Regions from separate parts of the Mus musculus genome. Here region 1 is linked to region 2. Evidence: chromatin loops called from intact Hi-C (ENCODE). Cell type or tissue: gastrocnemius. All regions are shown on one strand. Links, peaks and the distances in the headings refer to the core of each region. The heading gives the core; the rest is flanking DNA.

Evidence for each region. Hi-C counts contacts between places; a loop is a spot of excess contacts. Peaks named below come from ENCODE experiments on the same cell type or tissue, not always from the same donor. Only the 100,000 strongest peaks of a DNase experiment are listed, where the experiment ranks them.
Region 1: a loop joins it to region 2, with 2.2 times the contacts of the local background. A loop is called at or near these places in 6 of 42 quality-filtered maps.

Annotation. Positions count from the first base shown.
Region 1 is chr1:89,123,901-89,132,459 of GRCm38, reverse strand. All of the region lies in intron 2 of Sh3bp4 (SH3-domain binding protein 4), which reads right to left. Among named protein-coding and RNA genes, the nearest start is that of Gm34331, 25 kb to the right of the region's middle. In gastrocnemius, for the core only: a CTCF peak has its summit at 5,102 (motif pointing right); no DNase peak of the experiment used is centred there.
Region 2 is chr1:89,180,502-89,189,060 of GRCm38, reverse strand. No RefSeq gene overlaps it. Among named protein-coding and RNA genes, the nearest start is that of Gm34331, 81 kb to the right of the region's middle. In gastrocnemius, for the core only: no CTCF peak of the experiment used is centred there; DNase peaks (open chromatin) are centred at 4,047, 4,352 and 4,688; H3K27ac peaks cover 1,360 bases.

The DNA.
Region 1 (8,559 bases), core at 3,615-6,114, 57 kb after region 2:
CACTGAACTTGGGAAACCCACCCTGTTGATTCTCACGGACAGACTGCCCGGGCGAGCATCTCAGAAGTACCCAGACATCCAGCTGAGCGAAAGAAGATTGCCACATTTCTCCAAAAGAACGATTCCACTTCTCAGTCTCCAGCCATCCTTTCTCCAGGGTGGGTTGCCTACCCTTTAGGTCACTCTCACTGACAGGGGCAGGCAATAAATAGCTCCACTCCAATGTTCCAGATGGTGCCTAGGTATGGAAGCATCCCTCTCTGGGTCCAGAAAGCTGCGGTGGGTTTTACTCCTCTAACTACTGAGTTTTCCTTTTCTGAGGGTCAGGGCTGACTTGTTTAGAGACAAGACCCCGGGAGTTAGGAGGCTGGCAAGCACTCTACACAGACAGACCTGCTGACAGATCCTGCTGGCTGCCTCAGGCCCTCCGCGCCCTCCCTGCTGCTGCCAGCTTGTTCTCTCTGCACCTCCCAGTCACGGGATCTGCATGCGGTGGCCTTTCTGCCAACACCCTGGCTTCAGGAACAATGAAACTACCCAATCCAGGAAAGGCACCAAGATGGGGTGTGTCTTGGGGTAGTAGGGCCGTGTGTGACTTGGGCAGAAACCAGGAGTCTGAGAGGGAGAGCCAAAGTTGGCGAAGAACAGGGCATGAATGCTCCCAGAGCCTCCTCACCGATTCTGGTTGTAGTAACATGACTCACCCTTTGCATGTACTTGCAGCCTGTGGAGCACTGGGTCAATCTCAACAGATTTCTTCCAGTAAACAACAATAAAAGTATGAGTTTTGACCTGCCCTGTGATTCGCACCTCCAGCCTCTGTACAAAAATCTCAGTATCTGTCCTCTTTCTGGCTCCCTAAGAAACAGCTGTGCAAGAAGGAGCTTGGCTTCATTCTGAGACTAGAAGACTTCCTCAGTCTTAATACTTCAACACCAGATCTCACAAGGACGGCGAAGCTGCAGGAATTTGCTTCTGAGCCTCCACTGGTCTGGTGTAAGCACTATTCCATGTGGGGACAGCATGGCTCTAAGCATGGCGGCCTAGAGAAGCAGGTGAGGAGAGCATGCTCAGATGCCTCCTCCTGAGGGGGGTCAGCTCTGCCCACTGAGATGGGAGCCCCGCCCACGGGGATGGGAGCCCCGCCCACAGCCTGCCGGATGGGCCTCCATTCCCTCCAGCCACCTGTAGATAAAGCAAAGTGCTACCCTGTGGCTTCCAAAGACTCCCCTGCTGGCGCCTGTGTGGAGTGTTTCAGGAACACGTGAGACCACAGAGTAGAGGCAGCCGTGGTTTGGAGCTGCAGGAAGTCCCGTGCTCTGCCACCGAGGGAGTCAGGGACAGATGAAAGTGTGAACCATGAATGCCTAAAGACTCTGTCTCCTGCTCTAAAGATGGGATGTTCTTCTCATGTCCACTGCAACCACGGCGTAAAGTCAGAGCTGACTCAGCTGAGGTTCCATATCCTGTGGGGGAAAGGTAGTAGCCTGCCCACTTTTATGAACTATCCTTCTGTGTATAGCACCTATTAGCCACTTGAAGGGGAGCCCAAGAGCCTGGGGCAGCAGGGAAGCATTGCTGCCTTGCAACAATGGAGACCAAGCAGGCTAGAATGGCCTGGGTCAGTAACAAAACACAGAAAATTGAGTTGGGAGAGCATAGGGTTGTGGTGGGGATCAAGAGAGCTTTCTGGTCACGCTGTTCAGGCCATAGTAGACAAAGCAAGCCCTGTGCCCCATGCTGCTGAAAACCTCAGAGTCTGGAGGCCAGCCAATGAGAGTGCAGCAATGCCTGTCTCCTAGGACCTCAGAGCTGCTCATCACAACCACATCTGTGGTCTGTTCCGCTGAGCCATGTGGGAAACCGAGCCAGCGTGTGGTGTAGCTGACGGCAGACGAGGCATGAGGAAGATCTTGTGATCAGCCCAGACAGCACATACTTGTAAGCTCTGATCTCCATTCAGTGACCCTGAAGAAAGGGCACAATTATCTCTCCAGTGTGGTCACAGCAGTGAGAAATAGAGATTCATTCATCTAACTTGAGTCTAGACTCCATCTGCCACGTTACTCAAGACTGCAAGCCAGCAGATGTGAGTTCCAACACCAGTCACTGATTTCCATACTGGAAAACAGACAAAGCTAACAATTCAACCAACCAACCAACCAACCAACCAACCAACCAACCAACCTACCTGACAAACAAACAAACAAACAAACACACACAGCTAGATGCGGCGACACATGCTTTTACCACCCAAGAATTGAGTCAGGATTCCAAGTTCAAGGCCAACCTGGACTACACAGTAAGACCCTGTCTTAAAACCAAGTTCAGACACCTCGCTACATATGTGTAACTTAACAGTGCTCCTTAAAATGGATTAATCCACTTGGGCCAGAGGAGAGGTTCAGTTGTTAAGCGTATCTGCTGCTCTTGCAGAGGACCCAGGACTCAGTTCCCACATCTGAACTGAATGGCTTACAAGCACCTGCAATGCCAGCTTCAGCCTTTGCAGGCAACCACACACATGTGGCATTCACTTACAGACAATACGCATACATACACATAAATAAATATAGAAATAAAAATAAATAAACCCACTTGACAGCTGCCTTTGCTTTAAGAATGCTTTTTTAAAAAGTCTACTCAGGCAGGATGGGAAACATCTTTCCCACTGATCACAGGATTCTTGCGATGGTCTTAGGTATTACTCTGGGAAGCTCAGGAATAGCCACGCTGCTCACTTTACAAGTGAGGGAGAATCCAGGCCATACTGGAAGGGGTCTTCCTGAGGCGAAGTGGGAGGCAGTTCCAACAACCCACTCAGATCCATGGCAGCCCACGACAGTCTTTGCCAAAAGCCAGGATATAGGGCAGAGCTGTGCCCATCAAATGGAGCATGAGAACAAAACCCAACATAACCCACACTGCCCAGCGTCTGACAGCACGTGCAGAGGCACTGCACAGGCAAGGTGAGGACAGGGTGCCCAAGGGCTCTCTCTCAGCCTTAGTCATTAATAGATAGGTGCCTGCCTCCCAGCCAGAAGGTAGGGAGCCAAGATGGAAGGGGACAGTCTCAATGTCACCTATCAGCTTCATGAAGTAGATAAATGGAGCTAGGTCTATGTAGTATATGTCTATATTCATACTGCTAGGGAGGCAGAGGCAGGAGAATTGCCTCAAATGCAGAGGTCACTCACAATACAGAGAAGACCATGTTTTGGGGGTTGGGGGTGGGGTGCGCATTTAGCATATAGTAAGTAATTGGGAAAATTCCTGGGATGAAAGCGTATTTCTTTCCTGGAGAGCAACTGCCCATGAGTCACTGTCCAGATATCTAGAGCGATGAACTCGACCTTTGCCAAGGCTTATTTGGGGAAATGGAAGAGGACCCTCTCCCTATCCTACTGCCCCTCATGCCTGCTTGTCCTTAGGAAGTTATGGGTGGTGAAAGAGTGTCCACAGTGCCGTGGATATGGAATGTCCTAAGCACCCTGCCTGAGCTGGAGGGTGGCAGAGCTCTTTAAAGGCAACCTTAACACAGGGTAGCTCCAAGAACAGAGACTGCATACAACCTAATACAGAAATAAACTAATTCAGTAGATTTAAAGGTAAATGCTTAATCTACCTCATTTCCAGAGGTGTACATTTGACAGAAAAGGACAGTGTTGACCTTTGAAGGAAGGAAAGAAGGAAGGAAGGAAGGAAGGAAGGAAGGAAGGAAGGAAGGAAGGAAGGGGCTTTTTCCTTTTACAATACTGAACTTCCCTGCTTTCTGATTCTGCATCTCTAAATAATGAAGAGAGGATTTTCTTCCAAGTCCCATTACCAGCCCCTGCATCAAGCCTTGGCTCCCCGCAGGTCCTCCACAGTGTGGCCACTTTCTCAGCTTAGAGGCATGCTGTCTGACAGTAAATGGGTCCCCCAACATTTCAAACTTTCCCATGACATTTGTGGAGGAAACTGACCCCAGGTGGATAGAACCTGAGCTACCCCGTCCTGGTGCTGTGGCTGGGGTGAGTCAGTAGGACATTGTTCATTCTTCCTTTCTCTTACGATCCCACTCCTAAGATGACGACGGGACTTCCTGAGAGAAGAGGGCAAAGTTAGAGCGGAGCCAGGGCTGACCAAGCCAACAGCCTCGTGTCTTCAGGTCTTCAGAGGCCCTGCACCCTCCGCTCAGCTCATTCTGATAACCAATCTTACTGCATTTTGACTGATTTTCTTCCCTTCTTCCTTTTCTGCTTGGGGGTGGGGTGAGGGGTGGGGTCTCCCTCTGTAGCCCAGGCTGGCCGAACACACAGCAGTCCTTCTGCTTCTACTTCCCAACTGCTGGGCTCACAACCCTGTGCTTCCACACTTGGCTTTTATTTATTTATTATTATTATTATTATTATTATTATTATTATTATTATTATTTTCGAGACAGGGTTTCTCTGTATAGCCCTGGTTGTCCTGGACCTCACTTTGTAGACCAGGCTAGCCTTGAACTCAGAAATCCGCCTGCCTCTGACTCCCAAGTGCTGGGATTAAAGGCGTGCACCACCACCGCCCGGTCACACTTGGCTTTTAAATAACTTTGTTAGGACAATTTTTTAGATGAGAACAAGAAAGCCTTGCCAAACGCTCTGCTGGAAGGTTCTGGAAACCCAGCCTCTCAACAGCAGTGGGAGTTAATTTCCTACCCTTTGTAGACAGCTGAGGGAAAGCTCTGCTAATCTACTAAGTAGGAGCAGGCATTCAAGTTTGAGTCCCTGTCCTTCCCCACCACCCAGAACTCAGTGTCCTGTGAGGCAGCCAGCAACTGACCAACAGAACAGTGGTTCTGAGAGAGCAGCACTTGGTGACACAGTAATAACAGGTTTCTGTCTGAACAGCGACAAGATGGCTGCACGTTATGTGTCTCAGAGCGCACCTTGTCACGTGGCAGGCCTCCATTTCTTTCTTTCAGTTTTTTCTTTTTAGAAAAAGAAAAAATATTTATGTGTGTGTTTGCCTGTATGTATGTATGTATGTATGTATGTATGTATGTATATTTGTATGAATGAATGAATGAATGAATGAATGAATGTGCACCAAATGCATGTAGTACCCAAGGAGTCCAGAAGAGGGCACCGATCCCCAGAATTGAAATTACAGTTATTTATGAGCTGCCTGCCATGTGGGTGCTGGGAACTGAACCTAGGTCCTCTGTAAGAGCCAGTGCTCTTAAAACTGTGAGATAAGAGCCTGTGTCTGTCTGTCTGGCCCTATTTCCCACCCAGAGGACTCTCACAAGGAGTCAGTTGCCAGTGTCTTTCCCACCCTGCTATTCGAGCTTACCCACTGGCTGGCTTGAAGTCTGAATTATGCACTCCTATCAATCTTTCCCGTCTGGCTTTCCCTGGATGCACAGCATGGCTTCTCTTAATGAAAAATTTGATGAGCATTCCCATCTATTTCCTTTACTTAAAAAATTGGTTTGTGTGCTGACATTAATGTACAAAGAATTTATTTGGCTTCTCAGTGAGGACTGTCACAAAATTAATTAGCAAAGAACTGAGTAATTACTTTTGCATGGTGTTCCTGAGCAACATGTCCCCTCCAGACTAATTCAATGTCACCACCAAACAGTTTAATACATAGAGACATGAGGGTCTGCACGGGGGCCATTCTGTGCCAGCAGCCTGACAATGTCTGTGGTAATACCCTCTTATGAACTTGTGACAGCACTTCCACTGGCAAAATCCTATCTTAGTTTTTTTACACCTTATTTTCTTCCTTCCATGAACTTTTTAATAATTTTATTTAAAATGTTTCCTCACCACTTAATTCCCTTAAAGAGTGAACCCACTGGGTTTTCTTGATGCTACATCGATGAGAATTGACATCTTTATGCTAGTTCATCTTTTTGTCTAAAGGTGTGGTAGATCTCCATTTATTAAATTTTCTGTGAAGGGACAGAGAATAAACTGAACTTCGGGGAACCAGATGTTTGTTACAAAGACTGTTCTTTTAGTCCAAAATGAATCACAAACAATATGAAGCAATATGAAGTGACTATGCTCCAATAAAGTATTATTGATAAAGCATTAATGGTGGGCCACAGTTTGCCCCCCCCCCCAGAGTCAAGCTTAAGAACATGCAGTTCAGAGTCCAGTACTCACCAAACCTTAATCCCTATCTGCGTGTGTTAGGAATATATAAGTAGCCAGAAATCAAGGCTAGCCTGGGCTACATGAGACCTGTTTCACAAAGCCAACTCACTTCCTGTCCAGAAAGCATCCCAGAAACATTTAAAACTGGGCTTCAATGCAGTTGCCACCATGAGCATCTTTTTTTTCCCTTTTATATTTTCAGGGGCGTATTTCTGGAAGAGGGAAATCACTTACTGCTGTATCTACCCAACTTAAATTCAGCAGCCAAGAACCTTGCTTTAGAGCAGTTCTCAACCTGTGGATCATGACCTCCACAGGGGTCACAGATCAAGAGATCCTGCATATCAGATATTTACATTATGATTCACGGCAGTGGCAAAATTACAGTTATGAAGTAGCAATAAAAATAGTTTATATGGCTGGGGGTCATGACAACATGAGGCATGGTATTAAAGGGTCCCAGCATTAGGAAGGTGGAGAGGCACCGCTTTGCAGATACTGACAAGTAGTATCGACTTGTGTAGCCCAGGGCTCGGTGCCCCGGCCTGCCAGTCTGCCTGGCGTGGCCACACTGCCCTTACTTCCTTGTCTGGCACAAACCACCCTCTTCCTGGCACCCTGACCCACCCTAGCTTCTCTCACAGTCTAGTTAATAACTGATTTAAAATACTACATTTGAGGCTGGGTATGGCGACTCATGAACGTAACCCTAGCCCTTGGGCGAGGCTGAAGCAGGATGAGTTTAACAGCAGCTGGGGTTACACAGTGAGTCCTAGTCACCCTGATATATAGTGAAGACCCTGTCTCAAAACCCAAACCAACCAAACAAAATAAACGCCAATGTGTGTATATCACGTTCAACATTTCTAATCAGCAATTTTAATCTGTCATTCTTTCTTTTAAACACTCTGCTCTTGGGGCTGGAGATATGACTGAAAGTGAAGACAGTCTCATGTGGTGGTGACCCCCAACCTTTAAATTATTTTCCTTGCTATTTCATGACTGTAAATTTGGCTAATGTTATGAACTGCAATGTAAATGCAGGGTGTCTGATTGCAGGGTGTCTGATATACAATCCCTGTGGGAGCTCACAGCCCACACGCTCTTCCAGAGGACCTGGGATTGGGTATCGTTTGGTTCCCAGCACGCACATGACAGTTCACAGGCACCCGTGACTTAAGTTTCAAGGGATATGCTGCCCTCTCTGGCCTCCATGCACACATACAATGCACATGTACTCAAACAGGCCCATGCGTACATATTAAAACAACAACAAACCCAAAAGCTTTGAAATGCTACTCTTAGGCTAGTGAGACATCTCAGTGGACAACCGGAGATTGATCCTGGGGTTCATATGGCGAAGGACAGGACCAACACCTGTTCCCCACATGAGTAGCACATTGATGAGTGGAGGTGGGGACAGGGCTGTGCTCTTTAAAACATAAATTGGTAGAATCCCTAAAGAGAATAAATGCGACCTGCGGACTCATCCCCATCCTGACACAATACCCCACGCTCTCCTACTGCAGTGTAACTTATTTGACTGGCAGTTCTCCCTGGCAGTCAAGCTCTGCCCCACAGAACCGCACTTGCCTCCGTTTCTCTGATTGACCCTCCATTCAGTGTCCATTTTGAAGATGCCTCAGCCTCTCAACTGCAGTCATCCTACTTTGGGGGTTCCTTTCTAGCCCCCCGTCTTTGCTTCCATCTCCTTCTTTGGGTCTGTTCTGTTCCTCAGCTTCCTCAGAGCATTTGAAGCAACCCTGCCCCTGATGACTCTGCCTCTTGGCACAGGGTTGGAAGTTGCTCAGCCACAAGAAAATAAGCTAAAAGTTAGAGCAGGGAGTGGAGGATTGGCACCGCAAAGCCCCGTGCCCTCCCTATTTTAGCGGAGAACAAGCCATAGCCTCCCAGGTTCCCCATCTGAAGATAGCACCCTACCCTCCACCTGGGGACTCCAACTCCAGAGCCTCAGCAGCCTCCTGGTACTCTGTGGTGGAGACTTAAAAGGCACCCGAGCCACTCCCATTAAAAGCATGGCTCACAAACCTCAATGGTGTTTCCTTGCCAAGACCATGAGAGGCTGGAGGAGGAAATTCCTGTCGGGTGACGGTTCAGGGCAGACAGCGGGGCTCTGGAAGTGTACCTGCCAGCCCAGAGAAGAAACCTGGGAGGTTACAGCTTGCCCTCCACTAAAATCCAGAGGGCTCAGCAGGATGCCTGCTGTCAATTCTCCACTCCCCACCCTCACCTTTAGAAGCACGCCTTGTTCATGAAAGCCCCCGTTGGCTTCTTGTAGAACACACTCACTACACCATCGTCCTCACTCCACAACCATCTCTACCCCCAGGGTTTGGTATGAAGATGCAGGCAGCCTTAGGCCTATGACCCAGAGCTCTCCCCTGTTCGAGTTAAGACATTAGCA
Region 2 (8,559 bases), core at 3,353-5,852:
TTGTAGTTCATCATTCAGGGAAGTCAGGGCAGGAAATCAAAACATAAACCTGGATGTAGAAGCTAGTGCAAAGGTCATAGAAGAATGCTACTTACTGGCTTGCTCAGCCTACTTATATAACCTAGGATCACCTGCTCAGGACTGGCACCACCCACAATGAGCTGGGCCCTCCCAATTCAGTTGTCAATCAAAAAAACCCCGCCAAAACAAACAAACAAACAAACAAACAAAACACATCACAGGCTTGCCAACAGGCCAGTGTGCTGGAGGCATTTTCTTAGTGGCTCTTCCTTCTTCTAAAATGACTCTAACGTGTGTCAAGTTGACATAAAACCGGTCATCCCATCCTCTTCTCCCCTTTTTAAATCTGAAGACCAGGTCTCCAGCAGCTGTCCAGGCTGGCCTTGAACTTGTCCTGTAACCCAGGCTGGTTTTGAACTTGCGGTCCTCCTATCCCAGTTTCTCAAATTGCTGGGGTGATAGACCTGTACCGCCAGGCTGGCTGACAGCCACATTCTGTATTCCAGACAGATAGCAGACCCTCCAGGAGAAGCCTGTCTCAAGGAAGAAAAAAATCAAAATGGAAGTGCCCTGGTTCAGACAATTAAGCAGGTGTCAGGAGGCCATCAGACACACCCACCCAGAAGATAGCTCACCACAGAAGCACCTCTGACACCCCCCCATCTTAACTCCACCTCCCACTTGCTCCCACCCACCAAGTGAGCCAGAGATTAAGTCACCTCCCAAGCCATTCTTAACAGCTTAACTTCAAACCCCTGACTAATGGATGATGTCATCGCCAACCCCCTTGAGATTCAAAGCTAAACCCAGAGACTCCTTTTCGAGGCCGCTGAAGCCTGTGTTTTCCTAGACAGCAGACATAATTAGTCCCAAATAAATGCCATGCTCTTTGTTTTCGACTGGGTTGGTTTTGTTTTGCCCCTTTCTGAATCTGCTTTGGGTGTCTAAGAAGACACATTTGCCTAGACCTCTATCCTAAAGCTTCTCTCCCTCCTTCCTTCATCTGAGAGATCCCTGTCTTATGTTCAAGCCTTCTGCTTGATTGGTTGCATGTGATGTGAGGTACTGGCTGAATTTTATTTGTTTGTTTGTTTGTTTGTTTGTTTTTGGTCTATAGATGCTTAACAGTTTCTCTGTGCTGACTTTCGATAATCAACCCCGCCCTCCTTATGATTTATTTCATTTTTGTATTTTGCTTCCTCGGGAGCCTCAGGCTAGCCCGAGGGTTTGACTGAACAGAGCGACAGCATTTTTTTGAGCATCACGGAACTCAATACAGCATCGCCACTGTGCCTCCTGCCCAGCTTCACTTGCAGAGCTGAGAGGATAAAGTGAAAACAGGTTTGAGAAATCAATTTACAGTCACAAGTTCTCAGAGCAGAAATGGGTGACATCTGGGTACTCGCTTGCGCAAGCTACCTTCCCTCACAAAAATACTGACCTGGTTAGTCAAGCAACCCTTAGCACATAAATCACTGTCTTAGTTAGAGTTGTGTGCTCTAACTAGTAGTTGTGCTATTGCTGTGAAGAGACACCATGGCCAAGGCTACTCTTATAAAGGACAACATTTAACTGGGGCTGGTTTACAGTTTCAGAGGTTCAGTCCATTATCATCATGGCGGGAATCGTGGTGGGAAGCATGGCAGTGGTCAGGCAGGCATGGTACTGGAGGAGCCGAGAGCGCAACATCTTGATGGCAGAAGGGGACTGGGTTACACTGGCCAGACAGGAGCTTATAAGACATCAAAGCCCACCCCTAGTGACATACTTCCTCCTACAAGGCCACACTTATTCCAATAAGGCCATACCTCCTAATAGCGCCACTCCCTATGGGCCAAACATTCAAACCCACTGTGAGGGTCTGTGGGGGCCAAACCACCACAATCACCCAACATTTCATTTATGCTCAAAGTGACAGGTAACAAAGTAAAAACATAGATATTACGTCTCATATTTTTCCTTTATTTCTTTATTTCTATTTTGAGACAGTCTCACTAGGTAGCCCTGGCTAACACGAACTCACTATATAGACCAGGCTGGCTTTGAATTCTGAGAACTCCACCTACCTCTGCCTCTCTAGTGCTGAGATTAAAGGAATATGCCAGCGCACCGAGATATTAAATTTCTTTATGATACGTTATTAGTAAGTGTGTGATATGAGCACCTATGCCCATAGATCTAAATATCTGGGGTCACACAAACATTTCTTTGGTGGAGAAGCGGTTGGGAGGTCTGATGAGAACTGCTCTGAGTTGGGCGTATTCCAGCCGCTCTGGCAAGTCTTGAACCAGAAGTAACTTACACTGCATCACCCCGACCTTCTCCAGGACGCACACATCCCAGTGTGCTCTCTGGAACCTATGTGCTCCATCTTTCATTTGGTGTTCAGTAGTACCACCCCAGAGGGCAGGCGGCCATGTCCAAACAGCACAAGGAACAAAAGCCAGCAACTAAGAAAGTGGCTGTAGAGGTCTCAAGGTCACACTTGACTCCCTCTTTCAGGGCCAGCTGCCTCCCTGGGGCCTGGAGGAAGAGAAAGGGGCCCCTGGGCATCAGCAAGAAGGTACTTGGAAGTTTGTACAAGCAGATTTCAACCATGACAGAGTAACAAAGAAGCCTGTGCTATATAGGTGGGGGCTCCACTGGGCCTGGAGGACACTTGCTGTAGACAAAGAAGGCCACAGCATCAATGATGGCACTGTTAGCATCAATAAAGACAGGCCTATCCTGGTGAGCAGTCAGAGGTGGCTCCCAACAGCGTTTCACCCTCACCTGACCAATGGCTGCCCTTCCATAATGAACCGTGACTGAGGTCTCTTCTTCCTTGTTAATTGGTGCCAATTCATAAAGACAGCCCGCCTCTTCGTTATCTTCTTTCTAAGGGATTATTTTGGATTTGTGCATACATTCAGCCATCGGGATTCCTTCTTGCCAGGCATTTTTGCATGCCTCCAAGCCATCTTTGGGCACATCCTTATTCTGAGACCAGAAGAAATTTCAAGCTAACTTTGTCACATCTCTCATGGTGGTCAATCATGCATCTATCCAGTGGCCCCTTTACATCCAGCCCAGTATCTGTAGGCTCTTCCTCACATTCCCACACTCCCTCTTAGTTCACGTCTCCCACACTCCCTCCTAGTTCACGTCTCCTCTCCCATCCTGACATTTCCCAATACTTATAGATGTCACCCACTCTTACAACATGCCAATAGTTTTGAAAGGACCACCTTACCACTCCTGAAAACAAGGACATCAAGCTAAGACTCAGCATTTCTTAGCAGCTCCCATGAGTTTTCTTCACTGTTTTTCTAAGCAAACAAGAGTGGAGATGAACCCTGAGACATGGTATGGGTGAATGCAGAAAGTTACAGTGTTGTCTGGTGAGGCAGCTGTGGAACATCTTGTGAGTTCCATAAATCAAAATTCAAAAGGGACACTGATATCTCCAACAGGGCCGAGGACTTTTTTGCCAGATGATAGGGCTTTGGAGAAGTGAGGGATTATTGAGGCCATGTATGGTTGTGTGTGTGTGTGTGTGTGTGTGTGTGTGTGTGTGTGTGTGTGTGTGTGTAAAAAAGGAAGCAGGGAGAGAGATCATGTATATGAAAAGCCAGAGGTCAACCTCAGGTATAGTTTCTCAGGTATTGTGTGTGTGTGTATGTGTGTGAAAGAGAGAGAGACAGAGAGAGAGAGAGACAGAGAGAGAGACAGAGACAGACAGAGAGAGACAGACAGAGAGACAAACAGACAGGAGGTGGGAGATGTTAATGCAGGTACACTCAGAGTCCAGAATGTGGCAGTATATAGCTCTTGAGTTGAAGTTACAGGTGGTTGTGAGCCACCTGATCATGGATGGTGAGATATGAACTTGGGTCCTCTGCATGGAGTGATGGAACCTAGGCAGTGGGTTTTGCCAGAGCAACTGGGTCACTGGGATATGTGTTAGGGGTGTGCCTTACCCTGGCCCTTTCCTGTCATTCTCTGCCTCTAGTCTACCATGAGCTGAGTTGCTTTGCAATCTCATGGGCTCCTGGCCATGGCTCTGCATCACCATGGTGGGTTCAGTGCTCTCAACAGAGCAAGAGATCAGGGATCAAAACCCATGAAACCATGTATCAAAACAAATCTTTCTCTCCTTGTTTCTTAAGTTGATATCCTATCTCAGTGATGAAAAGTACAATATACCTAGTATGCTTTCTGTTGCTATAACAAAGTCCCTGAGGCTAAGTACTTTAAACGGAAAAGAGATTTATTTGGCCCATCATTCTGAAATTTCAGAGTGGCAGCATCTGGTTGGCTACGCCAAAGCCTTGGCAGATGGTCTCATGACAGATGGTCTTATGGCTGTGGGAATGCATTTGGAAGAAGGATTCCGGGCAGGTGCCAAACTTGATTATATCAACCCATTTTCTCCAGCACTAATCTAGTCCAACAGGCAGACTTAATCCATTCACAAAGTTAGAGACACCGTGACCTAATTACCTTTCACCAGTCCCCATGTCTTAAATGCTTCACCACTGCGGTCCACACACAGGAACAAGCTTGAAACATGCTAGCCTCTCAGAGTGTATATTTAAAGGATGGCAAAGACAGTCTCCGTTGGGGCTTCAGACTTACCAAGCATTTAAATTGGCGACTGCAGGAACCATGCCTATTGAGGGTGACTGGCAGAAACTTCCAGGCTTGTGCTATTTCTCTGGGATGTTTGCCACTGTCCCATGAGGATCCTGCAACTGTGTTTGATTAACAAACTACTGTGACCAAAGTTTGGCAGCTGGGTTGCCACTTTAACCTCTATTTCCCCTAAATGTAATAACATGCAGGATCAACTAACATTATGCAAATCCCACTATTTAGAAAAAGATTTTATTTTTCTGCATATATGTCTGCTTGTGTGTATATGTGTGGGAATACTAGTGCCCTGGGAGGACATGGGATTCCCTGGAGCTGGAGTTGCACATAGTCATGACAGAGGCACCTGACATAGGCACCAGAAGCCTAGCTCAGGTCTTCTGTTAGGGCAGCCCATGCTTTTCACTGCTGATGAGCAGCATCTCTCTGGACCCAAGTTCTACATCTTTAAACACTGTATTATTTCTTTAATTGAGGTGCAAATAATGCTACATCCCCGAAGAGTGACTGTGGGGAAAGCAACAAAGTTAAAGCATCCCAGCTACAATGTTTCTCCAGTTCTGTAAACAGCCAGACGCCTGGGTCCAGAGAGTTCCGCCTTGGGTCCAGAGAGTTCCGCCTGTTACCCCGCCCTCCTCCACCCCCCTGCTTCTTGAACCTACCTAGCAAGGCCACTATTCGTCAGCTCATGTTTCCTTGGAAACCATTGATAAGATTTCAAAACACTTCAAAACAATATAACCGTTCTCTGAGATGTTTCCATGGTTGCTGGGAAACAAGGTCCTCCTTTTGGCTGCAGGAAGGGAGGGGATGGGGACTCCCGTGCTACAGGCAAAACTGAATGTCTAAGACAAGCTCAGCCCCCCCGCCCCCCGCACTGGGGGGAGGGGATGTGGACCCCAGGTAGATCCAGCTCTGCTAGGTGGAGCCCAGACTCTGCCCCCTTGTTACTTATTGTAAAGGGCCAGAGGCTACACCCTAGTTCTCCACTTCCTCCAATACAACCAAAGACAAAGAGAGACTCTAGGGAAACACGTGGACTTGCAGTTTCTCTGTTTCCACCCCCATCCTCCCACCCCTGACCCTATCTGTGTCTTTTAGTTATCCAAGATCCAGGGGACAATGAGCAAGGATTTGAAGAACCACAGACCCAGGACTTCATCCGGCTTTCCAAATCCCTCTGTCTTAGGTTTCTATTGTTGTGATGTAACGCCATGACCAAAAAGCAAGTTGGGGAGGAAAGGGTTTATTTGGTTTACACTTCCACATTATGGTCCATCGTTGAGAAAGTCAGGACAGGAACTCAAGCAGGGATAGAACCTGGAGGCAGGAGCTGATGCAGAGACCATGGAGAGGTAGTGCTTACTGGTTTCTCCCTGTGGCTTGTTCAGCCTGTTTCCAATAGAACCCAGGACCTCCAGCCCAGGAGTGGTACCACTCACAATGGGTTGGGCCTTCCCCCATCCATCTCTAAGTAAATGCTCTGCAGGCTTGCCTACAGTCCAGTCTTACAGAGGCATTTTTTTTTTTTAAACTGAGATGCCCTCCTCTCTGTGTCAAGTTGACACACCAGCTCTAAATGAAAAGATGCATCCTGTGTACCTGGGTGGGTTTGTAAGATGAGTGGGTACAGGGCCCGTGTCCTGGGTCACACCTGCTATCCACACATCTCTTATTTGACATGCTGCCTGGTGAGGCTGAAGCCACATAGGAATAAGCACTTCGGAGGTACTGAGGCTTCGCTGCATGGGAAAGGAGGGGGATTCCCACTCCCAAGGAGGGAGGCTTGTCTTACACTTCATCTCCTCCCTGTTTGTCTCCTCATCAAGTCTGTCCTGAAATTCACCCTTTCCTGTTCTGAGCCCCACCGCGTCAGACTACTTCCATTAGCAAAGAAATGAAAAGCAAACAGAAAACATGCAGGCCCCGTCTACTCTGGCGACTTCCCTTCTGAGCTCTGCCTTGGAGAAGATTATCCCCGTGGGATCTCTGCAATTCCTCCCTCCCTAGTCCTACACTTGACCAGGGCCTCAGGACCCTCATCTGGATGAATCAATGATCTTGACACACCCTCCTATTAGATCCATGGATGACCTAACCCTCCCCATAGAACCACGGATGACCTAAAACGGTTTCTTCAGTTCTTAGCTCACTTTTAACCACTTGAGAGGTCATTGTCCCACACAAAAGCATCGCCTCTGGTAGAAGCAGTGCTTCCGGTCTGCCCATCCTCTTCATCCTGAGGCTGGCCTCCACAGTCTCCAGGTCTGCCACCTCCTTGCTGACCTGAACAGAGAGGCTGTATTACCTTGGTGTGTGGTAGGGAGAAGTTTCTTCTTCCACCCTCCCTGAGACCAGCATGCATTGCTTTCTTCTTTAAATCAAAGTGCAGCCGGCAAGGAACATGTCTCCTGTTATTCATGATCAACATCTCCTGGGTCTGTGTCTCCTTCTTTAATTATCCTTTTATTTATTTGTGAGAACTACATATATGGGACCCCGACTTAGAGCATTTCTCCCTGGAAGGTAAAGCCCCTGGACGTTCCCCAAGCTTGTTTTCCCTGATCTCTAAAAATACAGCCAAAAAGAAGCTCTTTGTTCTCTATAGCCAGCAAAAAGCCTTTTTGTTTCTATACTTTACAACCAGAGATACCTGCCTTCCTGTGCTGAGGACACAGAGATAAAAATTCAGAAAGAACTCACTCCCCACTCCTGCCTTGTAAATTTCACCAAGGACACCCGGAAGAGAAGAACTCTTCCCAACTCCTCCCAACTCTTCCCAACTCCTCCCAACTCTTCCCAACTCCTCTCAACTCTTCCCAACTCTCCTCCTAACTCCTCCCAATTCCTCAGCTAGCTGTTAAAAGCCCCCTACTGTCATGGCTCAGGGTCAAACTCCCCTGCTCTGCACGGCGGAGGGACTTCGTCCTCAGCTAGCTGATAATAAAATCTCTTGCAGTTTGCATCAGGTGTGGTTTTCTCTTGGGTCACTGGAGTGCCGGCCAGCTTATCCCGGGACTTGAGTGGAGGCCCAGCTTCAGGGGTCTTACACATACATATATACAATGAAATTTAGTCATACCCACTCTCTATTTTTCTTCTTCAATATCCTCTTATCCTCCTGATAGAGATAGAGATGGAGATTGAGAGATAACCCATACAAGCCAATGGATCCATGGGTGTGAAGTTATCCATTTGCACAGGGTAAACCTACCACCGAGAAACCTCATAAAGGATTGGTTCTCTCCTCTAACCCCCCACCTCCATCAAGCACAGTAGGTCCTCATTAAGGGTAAAGCCTGGAGCGTTCCTCCCTGTTTGTCCTGGAAGTCTGCCCGGCTTGGTCTTACGAAGGTCTTATGCATGTAACCTCAGCTACCATGAGTTCATGAGTGTGACAGCCATGTCGTGTCCAGATGACAATCTTTCACTTCCTCACCCCCCCCCCCCACATACATCCTTACTTTTTTCCACCTCCTCTTCTGAGTTGTCCCTGAGCCTTGAGGAGGAAGTCGAGATAGATGTTCTATCTAGGGCAGAGCACCGGCCTCTTTGTATATCTCTTCTTTAAACCTTCTGGTGTTCTCCTCAGAAAGCAGGTTTTGCCATACTTCCCCACCTGAAGTCCTCTCTGTCATGCTTCCATCCATGGATGCAGCCAGGGACTTCTTTACCACCTGACTCGGACGCACATAGGTCTCAATGACCTAAGTGCTGACCCATGTCTCCTGAGAGCTGAGCCACTGGGGAGGCCAGCCCACTGTGCTCTCTTCCCCTCCCCATATGTCCCCCCACAGGTTCACTCTCTAGCCTATTTGTACAGATCTATAAATGATTGATGCCTTATTGTAATAAAACACTGGAAAATAGAGCTATTTTTGGCCTTTCAGCCTCCAACAGAGTACT